2 separate regions of the Homo sapiens genome follow, and region 2 is linked to region 1. The links are chromatin contacts, found by Hi-C or POLR2A ChIA-PET in ENCODE. All regions are on one chromosome and are shown on one strand. The core of a region is the stretch at or near the end of the contact, and the rest is flanking DNA. Distances in the headings are between cores, read along the strand shown. Region 1 has its middle 58 kb from the start of ADRB1. Region 2 holds the start of VWA2 (von Willebrand factor A domain containing 2).

Region 1 (5,804 bases), core at 944-3,443:
CCGAGTAGTTGGGATTACAGGCACCCACCACCACACCTGGCTAATTTTTTGTATTTTTAGTAGAGATGGGGTTTCACCACGTTGGCCAGGCTGGTCTTGAACTCCTGACCTCAAGTGATCTGCCCACGTCGGCCTCCCAAAGTGCAGGGAATACAGGTGTGAGCCCCTGCACTGGGCCAGGAGGCCTACTTTTTAATTCTACTGTTTCTCCTTTCCCTGCTTCCCAGGGACCCTTCCAGAGACTGAGTTGGAGCAGGTGGTTTTGCTTTGCGTTCTGACCAGGAAGTGAAACCTGGGTGTGAGCAATGTTTTGCATTATGGGGCCATTTCACCTTTTCCTCCCTGCCTCGGGAAGGAAGGCTTGCAGTGTCCAAACTGGGTCTGACCTCTCAGGGGACATTTCTCAAAGCAGTGGGAACAAGAGTCCCTCAGTGCTGGATGGCTGGGGAATGGGTGGCCGAGGAGTGAAGCTCTATTCTGGGCAGAGCACTCCCCCTTGCTGAAAGGGCTGGAAAACGCTTTTGTCCCTGCTGGAAGTGGAGTAGCGTGGGATACAGGGCAGGGGGTCGCTGCTGAGTTTATCAGGGGAGCAGAGATTAGGCACTACTTGGTTAAAATACTAACTGCTGGGCTGGGTGCAGTGGTTCACGCCTGTAATCCCAGCACTTTGGGAGGCCGAGGTGGGCGGATCACCTGAGGTCAGGAGTTCAAGACCAGCCCAGCCAACATGACGAAACCCTGCCTCTACTAAAAATACAAAAATTAGCCAGACATGGTGGCATAGGTGTGTAATCCCAGCTACTTGGGAGGCTGAGGCAGGAGAATTGCTTGAACCCAGGAGGCAGAGATTGTTGAGTTAAGATCACGCCCCTGATCTTGCCTGGGCGACAGAGCAAGACTGTCTAAAGAAAAAAGTAATAGTAACTGCTGAAAGTGACAGAGACGTAATCCATATGTGCAACCGCCAGATGGCCACATTCTGTGTTCTGAGCCAGGTTCCGCCGAACGACCGCCCTAGATGATGATTTCGCACCCTGCCCAGCTCCAAGACCAAAACCTCAGTGTTTTGAGAATTCAATTTCCTACTCATTGATTTAGATAACATACATGAACTTGAATTCATTAGAAATATGCCTTTGTGTCTTCATGATCACCATCTTTGTGGTTTTCAAGATGATTGTTAGATCCTTATCAAAATATAAACAATTGGCAATGGTTCCAATTGTGTCAACAAAAGCCAACTTCAAACCTGTAATCCTCATGCTGAGTGGAGAGGCTGGTGCCCCACCCGGGCTGTGACATGGTGGCTTGGGAGATGTGTGACTCAGATATGTCAGACCATGAGTGAGGCACCCAACCTTCCCTCCCAGTGACCTTTGAAGTAAGGCGAATTGAAGTCCGCTGGTCTCCAGACAGGCACGGTAACGTGCACGCATCGGATGTGGTTCCCGGGGAATGGTGGGTGATTGTCCATCTTCCTAACAGTCCTCAAATGAGGACTCAGTTCCAGCTCTTAACGCAGCACAACAGAGTTCTTAATAGTAAAAGTCGTACTTTTCACTCACCGTGAAAAGCAAGTCTGCACATTGCTAGATATGTCCCAGTATTATTATCCAAGCTCCAGAAACGTACTCAGCCACAAAAGTAAAAATTCTCCTACTCCACGTGGAAGTGGCTCCGTGAGAAAAATTCCCTATCAAGCCAGAAACGCACCTACAGAGGGAGAGAACGACATGAGAGGGGACCGGAGTTCTCAGGGAGGAGGGAAGCCTGGCTCCGCATCCCAGAGCTGCCAGGGACCCGGAGCAGAAGGAGGAGGCGGGGAGGACAGGGGCGCCGACGGAGACAGGCGATCCCTCGGAAAATCCTAAAAGCCAGTGAAGCGTGGGCTCTGGACGGAAACAGAAGGTCAGGGCCGTGGTTCACGCCGTGGGAAACCGCAGCCAGTGATAAGCTGGGAAGCCACAGGGGCTGGCAGCTGCAGTCGGAACGAAGCGGCTGGAAGCTCCAAACGGGAGCTCTTCCCAGCTCGCTTTCCACTTCGACGGCACCGTTCAAAGCTCTGCTCAGACACTGGGACAAATAAATGACAGGGCTCCGAAAAGAGGGTGAAGCTCCTCCGCGCCCGGCTTTTCCCTCCGCAGAGCCTGGGCTCCCCGCCTCGCGCCGCCCCTGACCGTGGCAGGCTCGGTTCCCTCCTCGCTCTGCATCCTTTGATTCACGTACGGCCCCGTTTCCAATAACCCTTTCCAGGAAGCCAGAGAGAGAAAGCGCCCAGCTCCCGGCCTGCAGAGTGGGGAGGGAAGAAGGAAATGATTGTGTTGACTTCATCTGGAAGCAGGAAAATGCTTCTCTCCCTCCTTCTTCGCCAAGCCAAGAAATAGATCCTTTACCAGAAAGCCATGTGGCCACATGGCCACCACTTGCAGAGGGGCTGGGTGAGGAGGAGGTGCTTTGCCAACGTCTCAGCTGACAGCAAAGGCCAGTGGCTCATCAGTGAGAACATCATACCTCTGTCAGAGGGGAGACCCTGAGCAGCTCCCGACACCCACACAGGGCTAGGAATTGACGGTGGCTTAGGGTACACGTAAGAGGAACAGCATCCACCACAGGACAGTCCCTTCCTCGCGTACCACCCGGGATCCCTGCTCCCTGTCATCGCCATACTGTGTTCTCTCAGACTGTAAGGTCCTTGTCCTGTCTCCCTCACATGGATCCTTTCCAGACCACGGGCACTCTCTCAGGTCAGCAGGTCCAGCTGCAATCTGGAATCAGCATCTACCGTGTGGAAATGGGAGAGGGGACTTGGTTCTTAAACCAGGGGCCTTGGCATTAGCTACCTTTGGTTTTTCTCCAGAAATAAGAATGATTGGCCGGGCGCGGTGGCTCACGCCTGTAATCCCAGCACTTTGGGAGGCCGAGGCGGGCGGATCACGAGGTCAGGAGATCGAGACCATCCCGGCTAAAACGGTGAAACCCCGTCTCTACTAAAAATACAAAAAATTAGCCGGGCGTAGTGGCGGGCGCCTGTAGTCCCAGCTACTTGGGAGGCTGAGGCAGGAGAATGGCGTGAACCCGGGAGGCGGAGCTTGCAGTGAGCCGAGATCCCGCCACTGCACTCCAGCCTGGGCGACAGAGCGAGACTCCGTCTCAAAAAAAAAAAAAAAAAAAAGAATGATTAGTTAGATAATTATAAACAATGGGGGGGGGGGGTAGTTTTGTCGTAGTTAGCAAATTACATTGAATGTAACAAAATCTTAAACCATAAAGCAAAACGTGCTGGGTTTCTGCTTCCTGTGGTGACATGACATGAAAGCCCAGCTCTTTTTCCAGGAGGACACTTCTCTGTTTACAAGACTGCTTGAGCAATCCCATTATCAACTCTCTCCAGAGAGGATACAGCTGAGGCAGCTCAAATTCAGAACCTTATTTTTAAAGAACTAAAAAAAAATTAGATCCTTTGATAAGATCACTCAAGTATAGTCCAAACTAGCCTCCCAAATTTTGGAGTGCCAGCAATTATGTTCAATATCTCCCCATCTGCCTCCCCCCAAAAGAACCAATTAATATCTTTTTCTTTTCTTTCTTTCTTTCTTTTTTTTTTTTTTTTTTTTTTTTTTAGACAGAGTCTTGCTCTGTCCCCCAGGGCTGGAGTGGCAGTGGCACGATCTCGGGCTCACTGGCAAGCTCCACCTCCCAGGTTCAAGCGATTCTCCTGCCTCAGCCTCCCGAGTAGCTGGGACTACAGGCACCCGCCACCACGCCCGGCTAATTTTTTGTATTTTTAGTAGAGAGAGGGTTTCACCATGTTAGCCAGGATGGTCTCGATCTCCTGACCTCGTGATCCACCCACCTCGGCCTCCCAAAGTGCTGGGATTACAGGCGTGAGCCACCACGCCCGGCCGATTTCTGAAATTAAGAAGTTAAAGATTTAGGTAGCAGTGGAGTTGTTTGCCCGTTTGGGAGTGGGGAGGTTGAGACGTGCATCTGGCTGATGTGCGGCAGGAAGGTGGCATCACAGAACACCGGGCACATCCTCTCTAACAAGTGCTCTGCAAAATGCCTGCAAGGACGTTGCCCTTTCTTCCAAATGTCTGGCTCTGAAAGACTTAGAAATAAAATTTTCAAAGGTTGGAAAGCTTTTGATATTTTCTGCATTAGGAGTTTGGACCACAGTAAAATCATACTCATCATATGTTGGATTAAGCTAGTGCCTGCCATCCAGGGTCGTAGACTCTTCTAGGGGTTGAGTATCTGCCTTTCACCTGACACTGGAAAGACAAGGACTGAAAAAAGCTGGAGTTACAGGAGAGACCTCCCAGGATCCTGCAGACAGGGCAGGATGATGAGAAGGAAAGCGTGTCGTTCCCAGAACTTGTCTGTGAAGATTGGGTGGTTTAATAATATTCATCCGCCATCTAGTGGCATTTAGAGCATAAACTTAACTCACACATTTTCTAGGAGCAACTACGTCAGGGAGGCCTAATCTGCTAGACTTAGACTTTATAAATTATTTTTATTTTTTTACTCAAATACATTTTTAAAAATCCATCATTAGGTTCGTCAGGGAGAAGAATATTAATAAGAACTAACTTTGAATCTGTTTTGGTACATTGGGTGATGACCAGAAACTGCTTTGCCTGATCTTTTGTGGCAGGTGACAGCTTGTTTCTTCATACTAATGTCATCTACAGTGCCAAAACTACACGTACACATGTAAGAAAATTCCTTGCCATCTTCAGTGCTGGAGATGAGGAGTTCCATGATCAGCGCATCACTGTGCCTTTACTATTTGTACTTCTTTTGGAATGCTTTTATAAGGATAAGACCACGTCTTTCATCACATCACACCATTTGCACGGTTGGTCCTTGCCTAGTGCTCAGGATCTTGCAATGTCCTCAGCCCTTGAAGAACCATGTTCAGGGCTGGGGTTCTGAACTCTCTCCCATTACAATAGCTGTATTAGTCGGTTCTCATGCTGCTAATAAAGACATACCTAAGGCTGGGTAACTTATAAAGGAAAGAGTTTGGCCAGGTGTGGTGGCTCACACTTGGAATCCCAGCACTTTGGGAGGCTGAGGGTGGATCACAAGGTCAGGAGTTCGAGACCAGCCTGGCCAACATGGTGAAACCCTGTCTCTACTAAAACTACAAAAATTAGTTGGGTGTGGTGGTGGGTACCTGTAATCCCAGCTACTCAGGAGGCTGAGGCAGGAGAATTACTTGAACCCCGGAGGCGGAGGTTGCAGTGAGCCGAGATTGCACCACGGCGCTCTAGCCTGGGTGATGGAGCAAGACTCCATCTTGAAAAAAATAAATAAATAAAAATAAAGGAAAGAGGTTTAATTGACTCACAATTCCACATGGCTGGGGCGACCTCACAATCATGGCAAAGGAGGAGCAACATCATGTCTCACATGGTGGTAGGCAAGAGAGCGCATGTACAGGGGAACTGCCCTTTATGAAACCATCAGATCTTGCGAGACTTACTCAGTATCATGAGAACAGCACAGGAAAGCCCCACCCCCATTATTCAGTTACCTCCTACCAGGTCCCTCCCACGATACGTGGGGACTGTTACAATTCAAGGTAAGATTTGGGTGGAGACACAGAGCCAAACCATATTAATAGCTAACGTGTTCAGTTCTGGCACTATGTGATCAGGTACAAAATGGGTTTTATCCTCATTATCTCATCTGACTCTCACAACAATATTATGAGGAAGGGGCCTCCTAGCACCCCCATTTTGCATATGAGGAAAATGAGGCTCAGAAAAGTCAAGCAACTAGATCAAGTGATGGTG
Region 2 (6,179 bases), core at 460-2,959, 140 kb after region 1:
CTTGTTGGACATCTCTGGAGCAGCACAGGCCACTCACCCCATTTGACTATACAGCACTTAAAAATGTGGCGAGTCCAAATTGAGATGTGCTTGTGAGTATAGAATACAACAGGATTGGCCAGGCGTGGTGGCTCACGCCTATGATCCCAGCATTTTGGGAGGCTGAGGCGGGTGGATTACCTGAGGTCAGGAGTTTGAGACCAGCCTGGCCAACATGGCAAAACCCTGTCTTTACTAAAAATACAAAAATTAGCCGGGCATGGTGGTGTGCACCTGTGATCCCAGCTACTCGGGAGGCTGAGGCAGGAGAACCATTTGAACCTGGGAGGCAGAGGTTGCAGTGAGCCAAGATCATGCCATTGCACTCCAGCCTGGGCAACAGAGTGAGACTCTGTCTCAAACAAAAAAAAAAAAAAAAAAAACAAAAAAACAGGACTTTGAAGACAGCATAAAACATCTTTATTGATTACATGTTGAGATAATGTTCCGGATGTTTAGGTTAATACTGAAATCCAGCTTGCTGTTTCTTTTCACTTTTTATTAAATGTGACCACTAGAACATTTAAAATTACACACGTGGCTTGGTCAGTATTTCTCTGGGGCAATGCTGATCTAGAGGCAGAGACCATCCCTCCCCAGCAGTTAGACCTCAAGACTAACTGCTGTCCCCTGTGGGGATGATGTGGTGGTACATTATGTCTGCTGCTCTGGTGTGGCCCTGTTTTTATTTTTGGGTGCTCAGTAAATGTTACTGGGAGAAATGAATTACAGGAAAAATGAGTCCTTTCCTAGCCTCCTTCAATGAGGTTTGCAACATTAAAGTCACCACGGGCCACTTTCACTGGAAGCTGTCAGTGTCGGAGGTTTGGAAATTAACTGAGAACTACAGACAGGAAAGGTGTAAAGCAAATTATTTTCCTATCAGATTGACATTTACAAGAATAATGGGAAGGAGCATGGAAAAGAGGAAGCAGGTCAACCTTCCTTGAGGACAATTAGATAATAGGCATCAAAAGTCTTAAGTTGTATAAAACCTGTATCCTAGAAATTTACCTTTTCGTAGTTTATTCTAAGGAATTAATTGGACAAAAGCACAAAGACATCTAATTGTATTATTAAAATGGAAAGTTTAATATTCAACAATAGCAGATAGGTTAAGTACATTAGGACATTATGAAGTGGCTTAAAACGGACATTCAAAAAAAGGAAATGGAAAACCTGAGTAATGTACAGCTTGTATGGAATGAACTAAAAATATATAAATTTTTGCATAGGTAGAATGACATTGGAAGAACATACACCACAATGTTAACTGATTATCTCTGGGTGTTGGAAAATGATTGATTTATCAACTTTTTTACTGTTATTTCTTTTCTTTTTTTTTTTTTTGCAATGAACAGGCATGCTCTGGCAGTTTTTAAATGAAGTATGGAAATTATGGATTGTGCAGTCATAGTCAACGTTCATTGAGAGCTTACTTTATATAAAGCATCATGCTCAGCATTGTGCTTTGTGGCATTTGATTTTTTAAAAATCAAACGCCCTCCAATCTTAAGCAAGGATGATGGCCAAAAGGTCGGCTTATTACCCAACTGCAACAATAGGAGGGACAGGTAATTAAAAGGCAATTGCCATGACAAATAGAAAAGATGCCAAAGTCAACATTTTTTCAAGGAGCTATAAAGCCCGTGGAGGAGTCAGCTGACGGCACAGTGTTCGCGGCTGCACCGCTCGGAGGCTGGGTGACCCGCGTAGAAGTGAAGTACTTTTTTATTTGCAGACCTGGGCCGATGCCGCTTTAAAAAACGCGAGGGGCTCTATGCACCTCCCTGGCGGTAGTTCCTCCGACCTCAGCCGGGTCGGGTCGTGCCGCCCTCTCCCAGGAGAGACAAACAGGTGTCCCACGTGGCAGCCGCGCCCCGGGCGCCCCTCCTGTGATCCCGTAGCGCCCCCTGGCCCGAGCCGCGCCCGGGTCTGTGAGTAGAGCCGCCCGGGCACCGAGCGCTGGTCGCCGCTCTCCTTCCGGTGAGTCCCAGCCCCGAGTTGGCTCTGGCGCCCGGGTACCCGCCAGTGCCGGCTGCCGATGACCGATTCACGCTCCCGGTACTGGGGCCCCCTCTGCCCAGCCACCCCTACCCAGAGCACCCGGGCTGCGCGGCCCCGCCGAGGGTGCGGGCTTTGTTCGCATTGTCTGCGCGCACCTGAGCGCGGCCTTCCTGGCACGGCGGCGTCGGGGGAAGAGCGCACCTGGCGCGCGCCTCCCTCGTGGCCACTCGCGGTCCGTCCCGGGCGAGCTGGCGGGGTTTTGGGAGGGGTGCGGTCAGCAGGTAAGTGGGTAGGGGCTCCGGGTACAGGGGTGGAGGAGGGCATGTATTAAACCCAAGCTGCCCTCCTGGCACAGTAGCGGGGCCCCCTTCCCTGGCGGCCGCGGAAAGGGACTCGCCCTTTGAATAAAGGCTTTGGTGACATGCTCGCTTCCACCCCACACCCCACTACAGGACATACACAGGTGTTAAGGGGACTTGGGGCAGTTTTCCCAGGCAGAACGAGTGCCCCCAGCGAAGTGTCTGCAAGCAGAACCTGAGAGGGGCCGGCTGCCCCGAGAGTCCTCGCGCTTGGGCAGTGGGAAGTCCAGGGGTTTGTCGTTCTGGTGACTTCCCCCACCTGGCTCAGCCCTGCTTCCTGCATGTCTCCTTCCCTTCCAATAAGGCTAACAAAACTTTCCCTAGCTAAGCCGACCTTTCCCTCCCGCCTTGGGCCCTTGGCCACCTGCTGGGACGGTGAATGGGAGAGTCTCAGAATTGAACCTTGAAAACTTGCTGGGGGCACCAGACAGAAGAGAAGGGAGGAGGGCACCTTGCTGCTTGTGATTGTGGAATCAAGGGCTCCAGCTGAAGCTGAAAGGGGACTTAGCAATGGGGACCTCATGCCATGTGTTTGATGTCTTGGAGATTGGAATAATTAGAACGTGTACATTTTTCAAATTACAAGCTGCTTTAAGTAAAACCCCAGAACCTCTAAGTGTTTTATAAATTCAGTCCCAAAAATTCAAGGTCTCTTTTGCTGTTAAGGTGACACTATATTAAGAAATGTCGATTTATTGAAGAGTCAGAGAAGTGAAGAGGTCAGAAAGGTACCACTAGAGTTGGCAAAAGCCACAGGCATGAATTTGTAAATGCTGCTGGCTTTCAGCAGGCTGAAGCCATCCTCTCTTGTGACTGATGGGGGTTCAGAGCTCCTCAGGCCTTACTCTTCTTTTGTAAAATCCAGCCCAGAGCCATCTCCTAGTAGTGTAAGAATTTCTCAGACTAGGTCCCCAGGCAAATCCCAGGTTGGAGAAGAGGATTGCTTTCCTCATCATCTCTGGCTGAAAACCATCAGTGTATTTTCATTAAATCTGGTTTTTGGTCTACCGTACAGAGATTACAGCCAGTATTTCCCCTCTCTTCAATAGGCACAAGCCCCTGGGATATCCGAATCATAGTCAGAAGCCCATGTTTTTACAGATGAGGAAACTGAGACCCAGTTTTAGAGTGTTAGGTTCAAAGCAAAATTGAGCAGAAGGTACAGGTTTCCCATATACCTCCTGTCCCCGCCTATGCACAGACTCCCCCATTGTCAGCATCCCCCACTGCAGTGGTACATTTGTTCCAACTGATGAACCGACACTGGCACATCATTATGACCCAAAGTTCACAGTTTGCCCTGGGGTTTGCTCCTGTTGTACATTCTATGGCTTTGGACAAATGTAAAATGACATAAATCTGCCATTATAGTATCAAACAGCATAGTTTCACTACCGTAAAAATCTTCTGTGCATCCCACCCTCCCTACAACACATGGTAATCACTGATCTTTCTACTGTCTCAATAGTTTTACCTTTTCCAGAATGTCTTATGATTGGAATCATGTAGTACGTAGCTTTCTCAGATTGGTGTCTTTCGCTCGGTAATATACACTGACATTTCCCCTCCTGGCTTTTTAATGAGCATCATAAAAACAGAATAGTTATTTGGCAGTGACGGCATCATAAGCTTGTGGTGAAAATGCCTTTTTTGTTAATAACTCCCCTGATGTGTGTGCATCTTACAAAGCATTGTCCTCACATCCTCAGTACCTGGAAGGGTACCGGGCACAGGGCAGATGCTTAATAATTTTTACTGGGTAAATGAAATTTCATGTAATTATAGCAATGAGAGGGTCAGCAACACTACGAGGTTGTTTTAGAACAGTGGTCCTCAAACTTTTGCAGTGCATATATCAGTAAATGAAAACCTAGTTTAATTGGGAGGCCTGCAATAGAATTGCTCATTTTTAATTTTATCCAATAAGGCTATTTTAAAACAAATCCCACCCCCCTCCCTATCATCAAGGAGGCTATTGGAAGTCTGTTGGTGATTGTGTGTGTGCATTCCCTGCAAAATGTTTCTGTATAACCCCAAGGCAGCACAGTGGGACAGCTGAATGTATTTGAAGTCCCTTCCTTTGTGTGACCTTTCGTCTTCTAAACAGCTCTGGACTGCTTAATTTTCCTCTTCCACCTACCACATTAGCTGCTGACTTTCCTTGAATGTGATTACTACCCTCGGTCCTCCCCTTCCTTTTCCTGATCATGAGTCTCTTCTCTTGAACTAGATTTCCCTGGTCTCAAATTAGGAAACTTTGCCCTTGCCCCGGGAGCCTTTGCATCGTGGTTTCATGGGGTCCTGGCGACAACCTTTCCAGGGAAATAGGATGGATGGTGTTACCTCCGTTTTAGAGAGAAGGAAATTGAGAGACTGAAGTGGAGGAATTTACCCAGGAGGCTCATGCTCAGGTATCCTGCCATCAGATGGTTGCTCTTTCCAGAGCATCTGTGTACCGCATGCCTCATAGTACCAGGTGCATCTGCATGCCGATGCCTCTGTGTACCACGTGCCTCTGTGTACCAGTGCCTCTGCATACCGCAGTGCCCCTGTGTACCAGTAAATCTGTGTATCAGTGCCTCTGCATACCAGTGCATCTGTGTACTGTGTGCCTCTGCGTACTGGTGCCTCTGTGTACCGCATGTCTCTGTGTACCACGTGCCTCTGTGTACCAGTGCATCTGTGTACCGCGTACTTCTGGTCATAGCTGAGAAGTCCTGGGCTGGACTCTAAGCTGGGTTTTTCTCGCTCTGTGGCCTTGGGTCTCGTCTTCTCCAAGATCATTTCTTCATCTATAAAGATGTAAATGATAATATCTACCCTACAGATTATGGGTGTTGTTAAATGAAATGAATATATTAAATGTAATGATAAACTTTTAACATCATTCATTTAGAAAACATTTTACTATTTAGCAGAGACTTTTCTACCCTGTCTCACTGGATCTTTACAACACTGGGGGAGTTTATGAAACAGATTCTCCCCATTTGGCAGATGAGGAACTAAGGCAGGGGAGGTTGTTGCTTGCAGTCACCCAGCTGCTAGGAGCAGAGCTAGGTTGGAATCCTGTCTCTGGACTTTGGGTCCTGTGTGTGTTCTCCCACACCTCAGGGCTAATCCCAGTGTCCCATACAGTGAAATCGGGTTGTGTACAATTTAAAGCATTTTCAGATATCATCCATCAAAACAAACATGAACTCTCTTCTGGCTAAAAATGTGTCTGCAGATGCAGAAAGTATGGGAGGGCTTGTGATCTATGCCCATCTTCCCAGCTTTTCTCCCTAACCCTCCAGGGAGTTCACAAATGGCATGTTGCTTATTTCTTGGTGCGGACTTTTGGTTGTTAGGCCACTGGGTTCTGAAAATTTACTAATTATTTTAGGGGGAGCGTGACTTTCCCCAGGCAGCTTTTTAAATGCTCTCTCTGCCATATCAAACTAGAAATGTGTCATCTACCTCCGTTGACACTCTGAGCCTGAGCCAAATATTTTACCAAAGGTTACAAGGAAGATGATTGTTCCAGCAAGGACTTCCCCACCGGATATTTTTACCTCTGATTTTAGTCTTCCCATTCAGGTGTGTACTGTTCTGGTAAAGGGCTCAGATTTCCATCCTGCTGATTTGGAGGAGGCTGCCAACGGCTAATCTATTTGGGGTTGGAATTGCATTTTGTAAGGAGGTAGAAATGGTTTCCTCTTTTTCCCTACACTCATTTCATTTCCGATGGTAGAGAAGGCAGACATTATCCTGCAAAACTGCCTTCAGCGATCCCCA

What was found. A loop is a pair of places that touch in the nucleus more often than their neighbours do. ChIA-PET counts read pairs that join two places held with the same protein, here RNA polymerase II (POLR2A). Pooled maps may share reads with other maps.
Region 2: a pooled map shows a loop between it and region 1 (6-fold over the local background). The contact joins the promoter of VWA2 here to the enhancer-like site in region 1. A Hi-C loop is called at or near these places in 1 of 168 maps with a recorded cell type or tissue (Caco-2), 1 of 37 single-sample maps with no recorded cell type and 6 of 50 pooled maps. POLR2A ChIA-PET finds 5 or more read pairs at or near these places in 2 of 52 experiments (AG04449 and T-cell).

The regions. Positions count from the first base shown.
Region 1 is chr10:114,099,102-114,104,905 of GRCh38, forward strand. No RefSeq gene overlaps it. Among named protein-coding and RNA genes, the nearest start is that of ADRB1, 58 kb to the left of the region's middle. Within about 2 kb of position 2,194, at least 7 of the 41 ENCODE cell types and tissues checked have a DNase peak (open chromatin) inside an H3K27ac peak, as active enhancers do.
Region 2 is chr10:114,237,545-114,243,723 of GRCh38, forward strand. It overlaps VWA2 (von Willebrand factor A domain containing 2), which reads left to right and starts at 1,710. Exons shown (of 14, transcript NM_001272046.2): 1 at 1,710-2,025. RefSeq lists an enhancer at 1,621-2,329.